2 separate regions of the Mus musculus genome follow, and region 2 is linked to region 1. The links are chromatin contacts, found by POLR2A ChIA-PET in ENCODE. All regions are on one chromosome and are shown on one strand. Each heading gives the region's core, a stretch centred on a gene start or an enhancer-like site at or near the end of the contact. The rest is flanking DNA. Distances are from core to core; before and after follow the strand shown.

What was found. ChIA-PET counts read pairs that join two places held with the same protein, here RNA polymerase II (POLR2A).
Region 2: POLR2A ChIA-PET joins it to region 1 with 44 read pairs in Patski. The contact joins the promoter of Klrg2 here to the promoter of Luc7l2 in region 1. POLR2A ChIA-PET finds 5 or more read pairs at or near these places in 3 of 5 experiments (Patski and embryonic stem cell).

Annotation. Positions count from the first base shown.
Region 1 is chr6:38,548,441-38,554,641 of GRCm38, reverse strand. It overlaps Luc7l2 (LUC7-like 2 (S. cerevisiae)), which reads right to left and starts at 3,308. Exons shown (of 10, transcript NM_138680.3): 1 at 2,734-3,308. The coding sequence starts at 2,794.
Region 2 is chr6:38,634,066-38,640,266 of GRCm38, reverse strand. It overlaps Klrg2 (killer cell lectin-like receptor subfamily G, member 2), which reads left to right and starts at 3,028. Exons shown (of 5, transcript NM_001033171.2): 1 at 3,028-3,891. The coding sequence starts at 3,201.

The sequences.
Region 1 (6,201 bases), core at 2,059-4,558:
TCTTTTCAGAAAAGTGTGGGTGGGGAATATTAGGAAAGGGGGAGCAACATCTTCCCAGAGTCCCAGATTCCTTTACTGTTCCAGATTCCTTCACAAATATGATACTGTTAAGGGGATAAATGCCATCTAAAGCACCACTATCCAAAAGTCTTGGCTGTTTTATAGTTGTCTGCAAGGATAAACAAAAAACAAAGCTACTTTAAATACCCACCCTTACCTACCTTTTCCATCTCTCCCCCACTTTCTGGGTTCCCAATTCCACCTCTTAAAGCCAAACACACAGTATTTTTGGTAAGCTGTCCCATGTGTATAACACGAGGTTTTCCATTATGTGGTCCAAATGACATGGTGCTTCTCAGTGATGTACCTATGTCCCTTATCCTTGTCTAATTTTGTTTATGGTACACAAAAAAAGGTAATTCTGATTTTATTTCAAGGTCCTCAATTAAAATTTCATTAAATAACAAGGAAATGTACTATGTTATGTCAAATATATGAAAGAACTAATACGGTACCTTAAAAAAGCTTTCTTTTTGTTTTCTTGAGCTATGGGATCTCACTGCACTACACCTGACTAACATTCACTCCTTTTTTTCCCACTTTTCCATAAAAGTAGTTCTTTTCTAATGTTTTTGCTTGAGGCAGGGTCTTGCCTTAACTCAGGCTAGCCTGGAACTATGTAACCTAGGGTAGCCTTGAACTCACTGAAATTCTCCTGCCTTAGCGTTCTACAAAGGCAAAATTGATGCTTCTTCTGAATCAATACAGCACTGAAAATCAAATCACTTCAACCAAATACTATTGTTTACTCATAAATATGTGTTTATTTTTAAGTTCAATAGGTCTGAAGGATTAAAAAATATTCAGGGACAGACACAGGAATATAAATTTAAGTAAAAAAATAATTAAACTTTAAGAATCCAGCTTCATTCTGGGACTACAAAGAGAAATTTACAGATATACTACATATTTAACAGTTCAGTTTTGTAATACTAGAGGGGGGCTGCTATCAGAAAATTGTCAGCCGGGCATGCCTTTAATCCCAGCACTTGGGAGGCAGAGGCAAGAGGATTTCTGAGTTCCAGGCCAGCCTGGTCTACAGAGTGAGTTCCAGGTCAGCCAGGACTACACAGGGAAAAAAAAAAGAAAAGTAAATTGTCAGGTCATAGTTACCTTGATCCAACTAACCTCCCAGTAAAATACATAAGGAAATCCTATCTATGCAGAAGTTACCAATAATGGCATCAATTCATATTTAAAGATTACATAAGGTAAGCCTTTAAGATTTCTAAAATGTTATTACAAATATTGAACTGTTAAGTTCCTGTATGAAGCCCCTTCTAAATATCCTCACTTATGATGGAGAAGGAAGAAAGTTAAGACATGCTGCAATTATAAACATTCTTACCCAAGCATGAAAGGTTAGGTTATTCCAGTGGTGTTTTTAATTACTTAACTTTCAAGGGATTACTTACTACTCACAAATAAATCTTATTTTCTTTCCATTTTTTCCCTCCTCTCTATACAATAAATCTGTTATCCACCTGTATCTATCTTTAAGAAAAATTTCCAGTGGGTTTTTATTAGGACTTAACCTTACACTGAAAGCTGTATTAAGTATTGCTAAAAAAGATTTGAAATAGGTTCTATCTTCTCCCATATTTTCCGCAAAGAACTCAAGAAAATTCAACAGGATTTACAATTAAGCTAAATTTATGTACGTCTTTTCTTGTAAGCCAAACTTGTCCAAAAAAAAAAAAAAAAAAAAAAAAAAAGCATTTAAATCGCTAAAAAACTTGCCTAAACGAGTTTTTACAAGTCAGGATTTGGACTTGTTTTTTTTTTTTTTTAAGAAAGTGCTGAACTTTAATTTGAAAGTACATTGTTAATTATCCCCCAAAAGCAACATTTCATCATTTTTAGAAACAAACACGTAAATAACTCTTTCTAAGGATTCTAATCTAACTGTATTTTTAAAAGCCCTTTCCTTCAATTCTAATTCAGTGGGCATCAAATATCCAAAATGATTCTGTTTTCAGCACAGGTAAAATTTGCCAATATTTACTGAAGTCTCTAATACGTGGTCTAACAAAATGGAGGTCTCTCGGTGGGAAAAAAAAATAGGCCTAAACACTTCTACAAAATGGGGCCAAACACACCCACTTTAAGAAACCATGGTTTGGGTCAGATTTTCCACACACACGAAAAAAAAAAGTTGATTCTGTAAGGGCTCGACGAAGCGTCCCTGGAACTGGGGGTTAGTAGTGGTTTCGTTAAGACCAGGGAGGGAGGGGATGTTTCTCTCCACACTCTAGAGGACGGCGGCGAGGGGTGATCCGAAAGCCCAGAGGAAAGGAGCTGGAGCTGGGGGTGGAGACCTGAGCGCCCCGCCGGTCCCTGATCAATAGTCAAACTGACCGCCCCACTACTCCAAGACAGACTTGGGCTCTCCCAACCCCGCCAAGTCAACAGCAAAAGGCACAAACTCCCCTTTCTGCTCCCAGGCCCCGCCTCGCCGCATTGGCAGCAGTTCCCGCCAATCCGCACGGTCACCGCCCCCAAGACCGCCTGCCAAGCCCTGATTGGACTGGAAGAGAGACGGGGGGGACCTCGCGCTACCAATCTGGGAACCCCTTACTCGGCCGCACGCGCGCGCCCAAGTGCTCCCTCGGAGGCCTCCCCCTCCCCAGGCACGGCCCCTCCCCCACCCCCAGGGCTCTGGCAGCGACTTACCGTCCCGAGAGGTGCCCATTAACTGGTCCAGCATAGCGCGCATCTGGGCCTGCGCCGACATGGCGGCGGCGTAGCGGGCGGGCGGTCGGGCGGGCAGGCAGGCGGGGGTGGGGCACCGGCCGGGCCCTGGCGGGCGGGGGACGAGGGGAAGGGGTGGGGGAGGTGCGGCGCTGTCTCGGTGGCCGCCGCGGCCTCGAGGCCCGCGAGTAGGGAGTCGGAGGGGTCGTGGAGAGTCCGGGCTGCGCTCCTCACGACGGCGTGAACGCGGAAAATGGCAGCCCCCCTAGAGAGTGAGCCCTGGTGCCCTCACTCTCCGTCCGGTTCCTGAGACAGACGCGACACAGGCTAAGCCGACTCTCGCCTCCTCCCGACACCAACACCCGCCAGAAGCCGTCAACCCCCCCCCCCAGCAAGCGAGCTCTGACGCGGCTCGCAGCCGCCGCGACGGGAGCGCGCACGCAGCTCGCGCCTAGTCGTTTCCCGTGGGGGTTCGGCCAATCGCCATCCACGTCGCTGCGCTCCGCCCTGCCCCTCCTACGAAGGGTCCCACCCTAACGGCTCCCGAGCGCGTTCACGTCTGCTCACCCCGCCCCTCTCGGAGGCTGAGTCTCGCGAGAATGATGCTCTTTTTTTTTTTTTTTTTTTTTTTTTTTTTAGCCTACTCCGAAGCCTCTTCGGCCCCGGGCGTCTAAGCAGCAGGTCACTTAGGCCTTTGCTGTTTGCCGCCCTGGCGTCCAGCCGCAAATTAGCCAGTGCCGAGCTTAGAGCGAGTCGCAGTAAGTAGTGCGACAGAAGTTCTCAGGGTTAGTGCTTTCCCGACGGATGCTGGCGGAATCGCAAGCCCGTGGGAGCCCCGAGCCCGAGCGGAGGACACCTAACCTTATCCTCAGGCCACTGCCCCTCATCAGTGCCCGAGTTCGGGACATGTCAGGTTCAGGAAAAAGAAAAAGCAAACAAACCGCGAAATCAACACAGTGGAAATCAGGCCTCCCGACCCCTTCTGCTACGTTTAGGACAGCTGGAAGCTGCTAGTCTGAATTCGGAGCTGGGCAAAGTGAGAGCTTGGGACAGGCCATAATGCAGAGCAGCGTTTCCGTGGGGTTCTTGGCTGACTGTCGCCCTGCACTCCCACGCCCTGCTGACTGCGACCTTCCAACCGTAGTTGATTTCTTAATCTCAAGGCTGGTGGGGCTGAGGCCAGAGTGAGCCAACGGGAAATACTTAGGCCACGGCTGCTTACCGGTTTTCGAAAAGGAAAAAAAAACTGGCGAGTCTTTTAAGCTGAAACGTCGCAACTTTAGATAATAACTGGGAAATTATGGATATTTTTTGCCGTTTCATTATAATTGCCCATGCATTGAGGAACTAAAACTTCAAACTAGCGCCAGCTTCATATTAAAATCATATGAAAGAATCATCACAATTCCAAGGTTTAACTAGGCACTGAGCCGATGCAAATTACGTTATCTAGTCAGCAACTTGCCAAAAAAAAAAAAAAACACAATTATTCAGAGTACTGTTTTTGAGACAGGGTGTCAATGTTATGAGAAAAATAGCCTTAAAAAGTGAGAATACCGGAGACTCAGCATAGGTTAGGAATGGAGACATTTTTCACCTCTGCAGAAGTTAGGCATCACCCTGACACAAAAGACAAACTGAGCTGCCAACTTAGCATAAAACTGTTTAGTTGTTGTTTGGGTTTTTGTTTGTTTTTTTAATTACATGTCGTCTCTCTCCACTTTTTCTTCCCAACTTTTGGTTTTTTCGAGACAGGGTTTCTCTGTGTAGCCTGGAACTCACTCTGTAGACCAGGCTGGCCTCGAACTCAGAAATCCACCTGCCTCTGCCTCCCAAGTGCTGGGATTAAAGGCGTGCGCCACCACACCCAGCTTCTTCCCAATTTTTAACATTACCCTCTCTCCAAATTCCTCAGCCTTCTGGTTCAAGACACAAATATTACCCAGTGAAGTGCTTGAAGCCCAAGGTGGGCACCTGCTCCTCTTCCATTTGTGAGCCCAGCTGTATAGACGACTGCCTGCTACATTTCAACCCTAGGATCAATAGCAAGGGCCTAAACAAGCAGCCAGCTGCCAAGTAGGGATCATAGGGCCTAGTGTCTCCTATTTATCCGTGATTCCATAACCAGCTTTAGCTAATTGCAGCTCACACTAACAAAGGACCAAATGATTTATTCCTTAAACTGTGTAGCTCTAACTGCCCGGAAACTTGTCATCCTACCTCAGCTACTCTAGATTTAGGCATGTGCCACAATGTCTGGTTCAAAAACTAAATTCTAAACAATTCCAAACAACTACTTGCAGAGATCCTTTGAAAATTGTTGTACAATGGGAGCTGGAGAGTCTTAGAAGTTAAAAGTCTTTGGATCCCATCACCCTTTCGACTGCTCACAACCCTCGAACTCCAATGTCAGAATTGATATTTTCTTTAAGACACCAAGCACATATATACACATACATTGAGATAAAACAATCAAATACATAAAAATGTTTTTTTAAAAAAGGAAATTGATATAAATAGAAAACTGCAAACTATGTTCTAAAGAGATTCGCTATTACCCTGTATGCAGTATTATCATGAGAAACACATTCTTAGAAAAGTACACAAAAATGCTGAGTAATTAGGTTGAAGTGTTTGTGGATTTTGTTTGTTTGAGACAGGTTCTCACCGTGTAACTGTGACTGGATTGGAACTGACTGTAGACCAAGCTGGCCTGAAACTCAGAGATTGTTTCAGAATGGAAACAAAAGGAAAAGGATATAGGTTAGTGGTAGATCACTTCTTTAGTGCTGGTAAGGTCCTGGTTCCAATCCCCAATACTCAGAAGGAAGAGAAGGGAAACAAAACAAACCTTACAAAACACATTAGCCTAATTAACTTGAATATAGTTCAAAAATTGCATTGCTTTCTTTCCCCGTCACATAACTGTAGAAGATAAGCATCTGCTGCTTTTTTGGGGGTGGGGGGTTCGAGACAGGGTTTCTCTGTGTAGCCCTGGCTGTCCTGGAGCCCACTCTGTAGACCAGGCTGGCCTCGAACTCAGAGATCTGCCTGCCTCTGTCTTCCGAGTGCTGGGATTAAAGGCGTGCGCCACCACACCCGGCTAAGCATCTGCTTCTTACCAAATGTTTTTATTTGTAATTCAAACTCTCAACACCAAGAAAGTTAACAGCAAAATAATAATTCAATGCTTTAGAGCAGAAATTCCCTCCCTTTGTGTTGTGACCAGGCCTTTTGATTTGTAGGGTTTAGTCCAACTGGAAAACAGAAACATTTATTTTTGTGCAACAGTGGGAGTGTAGCACAACTTTCAGAGCTGATTCTCTACTACCATGTTAATCCCAGGAACAAATTTAAGGTTGTCAGGCTTGGCCGTGGTGGCAAGGGTTTTTACCTGTTGAGCCATTTTCCTACCCCAAATCCAGGGATTTGAGCATACTAAACATGCCT
Region 2 (6,201 bases), core at 1,779-4,278, 86 kb before region 1:
CCCTTTTTCCTGGCTTCTCAGAGCTTGCTGACATCCCTCATGATTTCCTTAGTGTTTTTGTTTGTTTGGCTTCTGGATGCATTATCCTGATCCCCGCCTTCAAGTTCTGGCATTTTCTCTGTGCACAGGTCTCTCAATGTCTTCTTTTTCTAGAGACACAAGCTACATTGGGTTAGTGTAACCTTCTCTCAACGAATTACCTCCTCAGTGACTCTGTTTCTAGCTGAAGGAAGACTTTGATATATAAACCTGTATCGGGTGGGAAACATTTCCCCCTGAAATAATGAAAATGGGGAGAAGCTGAAGACAGCAGACCTGAGACAGCAGAGCCTAAGGGAAGGAGGAAAGCCAGTCAGCTTTGGTGTTGGGGAAAGTGTGGGTGAGAGGGACTCTAAGGCAAGAAAAGTACTCAGGTATGTTGGTGCATGCCTGCAGTCCCAGTGCTCAGAGGTGGAGGCAGGAGAATCAGGAGTTTAAAGCCATCTCCATCCGCTTCATCTCCAGGTTTGGGAGAACCTGGGTTGCTGGGAAACTCTAAAACAAGTAACAACAAAACAAAACAGGAAGAGAGTGAGAAAAGGGCCATGTCGAACCGTCAAAGGCTCCAGGGGCCACCATACAAAGAAGAGCACCTGCTGGACTTGGTGACAAGGGTGCCTGCTCCCTACAAGGAAGATGTTGGGCCGGGCGTGGTGGCGCATGCCTTTAATCCCAGCACTTGGGAGGCAGAGGCAGGCGGATTTCTGAGTTCGAGGCCAGCCTGGTCTACAGAGTGAATTCCAGGACAGCCAGGGCTACACAGAGAAACCCTGTCTCAAAAAAAAGAAAAGAAAAGAAAAGAAAGGAAAGGAAAGGAAAGGAAAGGAAAGGAAAGGAAAGGAAAGGAAAGGAAAGGAAAGGAAAGGAAAGGAAAGGAAAGAAAAAAGAAAAGAAAAATTCTAGCCTGGCAGTGGTGGTGCTCGCCTTTAATCTCAGCACTTGGGAGGCAGACAGGGGCAGGCAGATTTCTGATTTCTAGGCCAGCCTGGTCTACAGAGTGAGTTCCAGGACAGCCAGGACTACACAGAGAAACCCTGTCTCGAAAAAAAGGAAAGGTAGAAAGAGCAGAGGTTTAAAATGCACTAGGGACATGGACTGAGGGTGGGACAGTTCTGTTAAGAGAAGGTTGATGGTGACAAAGGGCGCTAGGGATTATGCCAGGTGTGAGCTCCATCACTGAGCTATTCCCCCCACCATTTTTTCAGTCTGGGTTTTTGTTGTTTGTTTTTTGAGACTCTCCTGTAGCTCAGGTTGGCTTGGAAATCATCATGTATGGTCTGGAGCTGCTGATGTCCCAAGTGCTGGGGTTACAGGCAACCTATAATCACAGTCCCATGCCTTTTAAGATGCATTTTCATGGAACTAGGAGAAGACAGCTCAGTTGGTAAGGGGCCTGTTGTGCAAACACAAGGGCTTGAGTGTGACCTCCAGAATGAATGTCTTGTTCACCTGAAGTCAGACTTTGACTGAATTGAACTACCCCTTGTTGTTGTTCTTTTTTGCTGTTGTTTTTCTTTTTTGTTTGTTTGTTTGTTTGTTTTTGTTTGTTTTATTTTGTTTTCCAGACAGGGTTTCTCTAGGTAGCCTTAGCTGTCCTGGAACTCACTCTGTAGACCAGACTGGCCTCAAACTCAGAGATCCGCCTGCCTCTGTCTCCCAAGTGCTGGGATTAAAGGCGTCCACCACCATGCCCGGCGAGCTGTTGTTTTTCAAGACAGGGTTTCTCTGTGCAGTCCCAGGTGTCCTGGAACTTGCTCTGTAGACCAGGCTGACCTCAAACTCAACTGCCTCTGCTTTAAACTACCTCTTTTATCTGCTAGCCCTACCCTGGAGTACTGGTTAAAAACAGTAGTGGCCTCATGCCTCTTCAGACTCAGGAAGTTCGGAAGGGACCTTAACAAATCTGTATTTTAAAAGGCTATTTAGGAACTGGAGAGATGTTTGTCAATAAGAACTTGCTGCCCTATCATCAGAAATCAAGTTCAAATCTCAACACCGACATCCAGCAGTTCACAAATGCCTGCAACTCGAGGTTCAAAATAGCTGAGCTTCAAAAAGCAGGCATATGCTACATACATGTCAACACTACAAGTAAGTCTATAATAACAAAAATTGTATTCAAGCCAAGTGTAGTGGTGCATGCCTTTAATCTCAGCATGCTTTTAACTCCGTGAGTTCCAGGACAGCCTGATCTACATAGCGAGTTCTAAGACAACCAGGACTACCTAGAGAGATTGTCTCAAAAAACAAAATGAAACCAAAACGGCAAAACAAAATAAAATACAACAACAACAACAAAAATCAAGACAAACAGAAAAATCCACAAAGCTCTCCACAAAGCTGTCTTCGAACCATCATGCTACCTCACTAAGCTGGTAGAGCACATGACACTTCATGGGGAAATGAGCATTCTCTCCTTGATTTTTTTATTTCGTTTTTATTTTTGTTTGTTTCACTATAAACTCAGGCTGGTCTGAACTTGCTATGTAGACCAGGCTGGCCTCAAACTCACAGAGATGTCTCTGCTGCCAGAGTGATGGGATTACAGGCATGGACCAAAGCGTCTGGCTCATTCCTCGTTCTCCGTGTTAAGTCTACAAGTAGTCAAGCTCCCAGAGTTGGAATCAGGACTTCAACCTTTCACTCGCTTCCAAACCACAACCGGTGACCCTGTCGCCATCACTTTTCCTTGTTCTGATATGTCTGAAGTCCTTATCCACGCAGATTTAGCCAATCCCTTCCCACTCAGTCTACAACTGAATCCACCCGCAGCACAGAGCCAGCAGGGGTAACGGGTGGGGCTCGGGATGAAGGAGAGGAAGGAATCTGCCAGTCTCTGGGTTCCCAGTGCTGCCTTAAGAGCCACCGCCCACTCTGTGACTCGCTCAACCGGGTCCTCCCAGCAACCGGTGCCACGGAAAGGCCAGGCTGGAGTTCCGAGGGTGTGGCCAATCCATAGCCACAGCCAATCACACAGGGTCCTCTAGTGAAGCTGTTAGTTGACAACGTGAACGACCCGAAACTTCTGGGGACCCAGCCTAGAACGCGACGCTCGCACGGCGAGTCTCGAGTCGGCGCGGAGGACGGAGCGGACCCGGGAAGCGTCTAGAGGAGGCCAGGGTGAGACCGGGTCCCCAGAGGAGCCCTCGGAAAGCTCGGGAATGGAGCCGCCGCAGGTCCCGGCGGAGGCGCCCCAACCCAGGGCCTCCGAAGACAGCCCGAGGCCGGAGCGGACCGGGTGGGAGGAGCCGGACGCGCAGCCCCAGGAGCTCCCGGAGAAGTCTCCGTCTCCAGCCCTGTCCGGTTCCCCTCGCGTACCGCCGCTCAGTCTGGGCTACGGCGCCTTCCGCCGCCTGGGCTCGTGCAGCCGCGAGCTGCCGTCTCCGAGCCCCTCGTGGGCCGAGCAGCCCCGGGATGGAGAGGCGGAGCTGGAGCCCTGGACGGCGTCAGGAGAGCCCGCACCCGCGTCCTGGGCGCCCGTGGAGCTGCAGGTGGACGTGCGCGTGAAGCCCGTGGGCGCGGCTGGGGCTAGTCGCGCGCCCTCGCCTGCGCCGTCCACGCGCTTTCTCACCGTGCCAGTGCCCGAATCGCCAGCCTTCGCCCGCCGCTCCGCTCCCACGCTCCAGTGGCTGCCCCGCGCCCCGTCACCAGGCTCCACGTGGAGCCGAGGATCGCCGCTTGCCGCGAACGCCACCGAGTCTGTCAGCCCCGCTGAGGGTTGCATGGTCCCCCCGGGCTCGCCCGCCTGCCGCTGCCGCTGCCGCGAGCCCGGACTGACCAAAGAAGATGACGCGCTGCTGCAGCGCGCAGGCATAGATGGCAAGAAACTGCCGCGGGCCATCACGCTCATAGGTGAGTGCTCAAAAGTGCTCGTGCCCGGTCCCTGAACTAGACTAACCAGAAGCCAATCTGGCTGCCCCCAAATCCATCCTGCTTCTGTCTCAGAATTAATAAGAATCAACCCAGGATCCTGCCCCTAGCCCTCCTCCCGGAAACTTTCCTTCCTTCTTAGTGTGCGCAGCATCTTGGAGAAGTAGAACTCTGGGTAAGGTGAGGGGAGATGATTCAGAATCACGTGGCAGTGGTGGCCTGGGTACACTTCCAAGGGCTGGGCTCCTTTCCGCCTTCAGGAGGGTCACCCATCAGCACACACGCTGAGCTGGCCCCGCGCCAGATGGCATGTGTTTTGCTTTGCGTGTGAAGGAGAGGCAAGTCTAGCAGTGCAGAAAGCCCCTGTGTTGGTTTACTTTTTCTTACTGTGATAAAATGCTGACCAAAAACAACTTGGGGAGGAAAGGTTGTATTTGCCTTACAGGTTATAGTTTATCATCATGGGAAGCCAAAGCAGGAACCTGGAGGCGGGAACAGGGGAACAGTAGCAAAACCACGGAGGAAAGCTGTTTACTGGCTTTCTGCTCGGCTTTCTTTCTTGTACCACCCACCCCACCTGCACCCGCCCGTAGTAATTAAGAAAATGCCCTACAGATTTGCCTACAATCTGTACTTGCCAATCTGGTGGGTGCATTTTCTCAAGGGAGGTTCCGCTTTCCAGAAAATCTTAGCTTGTGCCAAGTTGACAAAACAGTAACCAGTACAGCCCCCTAAAGGTTGTTAGTTAGAGTAAGGAATTGCTCTGTTGTGGTTGGTTTACTGGGCCACCCTAGGTCGTGGGTGGCGGAGGTTCATATTAGCCTTGAGAGAACAGAGAAGCCTGAAGGGACTAGAACCTTGCCCAGTAAGCAAACTGCCCAAACGTGGGGCAGTGGAAAAGTTAAGCGGTAGGGAGCACCCAGGAGTCCTTGGGGGGGGGGGGGGGAGCTCAGAGATCACGAAAAACTTTTAGAACTCTGTGAGCAGATTTCTGCAATGTGGAATGGGTTCGCCATTGCTATTGCAAGTTTCCCACACGCTCGCTCGGTGCCTCTAGTTGATGCAAACTTGGTATCTTGCATCAGAGGTCTGACACAGGCTCCCTAGTCTAAGGAGATGCTATCAGCAGGGCAGTGCTTCTCTCACTGAGGCTCCGGGGCAATTCCCTTACTTCACCTCAGTGAGAGATCCTTCACTGTTGATCCCAAGTAGTATTAGGTGGGATCTGTCTGCTCTGGCACTTTGCCTCCCTCCTCTCAGGTAAGGACCCTCGTGATTACACTGAGACCAGGACAGCCTCGATTTCAGGGCCAGCTGAGCAGTACCCTCACCTCCATCTGAACTTTAATTCCTCTTTGACAAATGGCCCTAGTTTTGTCACTGTTCTAGGGATAATGTCATGCTCCTCTTTAGGGAGATGTTATACCAGCCTATAGCTTTTTAATCTATGTTTTATATTTTTAAATTTTTTATTTTATGTGTATGAGTGTCTGCTTGTATGTCTGTATACCACTTCCATTCCTGGAGGCCAGAAGAAGGTGTTAGATCTAGAACGGGAAGTAAAGGCAGTTAGTTGGAAGCCAGATTGTGGGTGCTGCGAACAACCAGTGCTCTTAACCACTGAGCCGTTTCTCTAGCTCCTTCATCAGATCCTTTAAAGAGTCGGATTGTTGGGTTTGTTCTAGAAATTAAGCTCCTACAGTGTTGCGGAGGAGGGCTGAGGCAAACGCCAGGCTGAGAAGAGACAGGAACACTGGCAGAGGGCAGGATCAGGAGGCAGAGCAGTGGGCAGGACCACGGGCCGGGTACAACTAAGCTAGCTGAAGGATGGAGATCTCTCCCACCATTCTGATGGGTATCTGGATGGTGGGCCATATGCCTGTCCAAAAAGGAAACCTTGTTAGAGAGATTATATATTATAATATACATATATTATAGTATATATATTATTAATATATTAATATATATTAATATATATTATATAGAGAGTTAGAGAGATAATAATAAGGTGCAAGATCCTGCTTGGATGAGGAATTCTTCCGAGTGCTTGATTATCACGAGAGATGCAGTCTAAGGCGAGACTCTGACTTGCTGGATCCCAGCTGGTAGATGTCACAGGCTGGATACTTCTCAGCCCCGTGTGACCTTGGAAGGAGCGAGCTACTATGGAGAGGGTTGGGGGTGCTGTTGCTTAGTCTAGTCCCTTGTTTCTTTGGGCAGGTACCCTGAAGGAGCTGTCTAGCTGTTAGTGAAGGTACTGAAGACCAGGAGACACATTTAAAGACAGGGTCT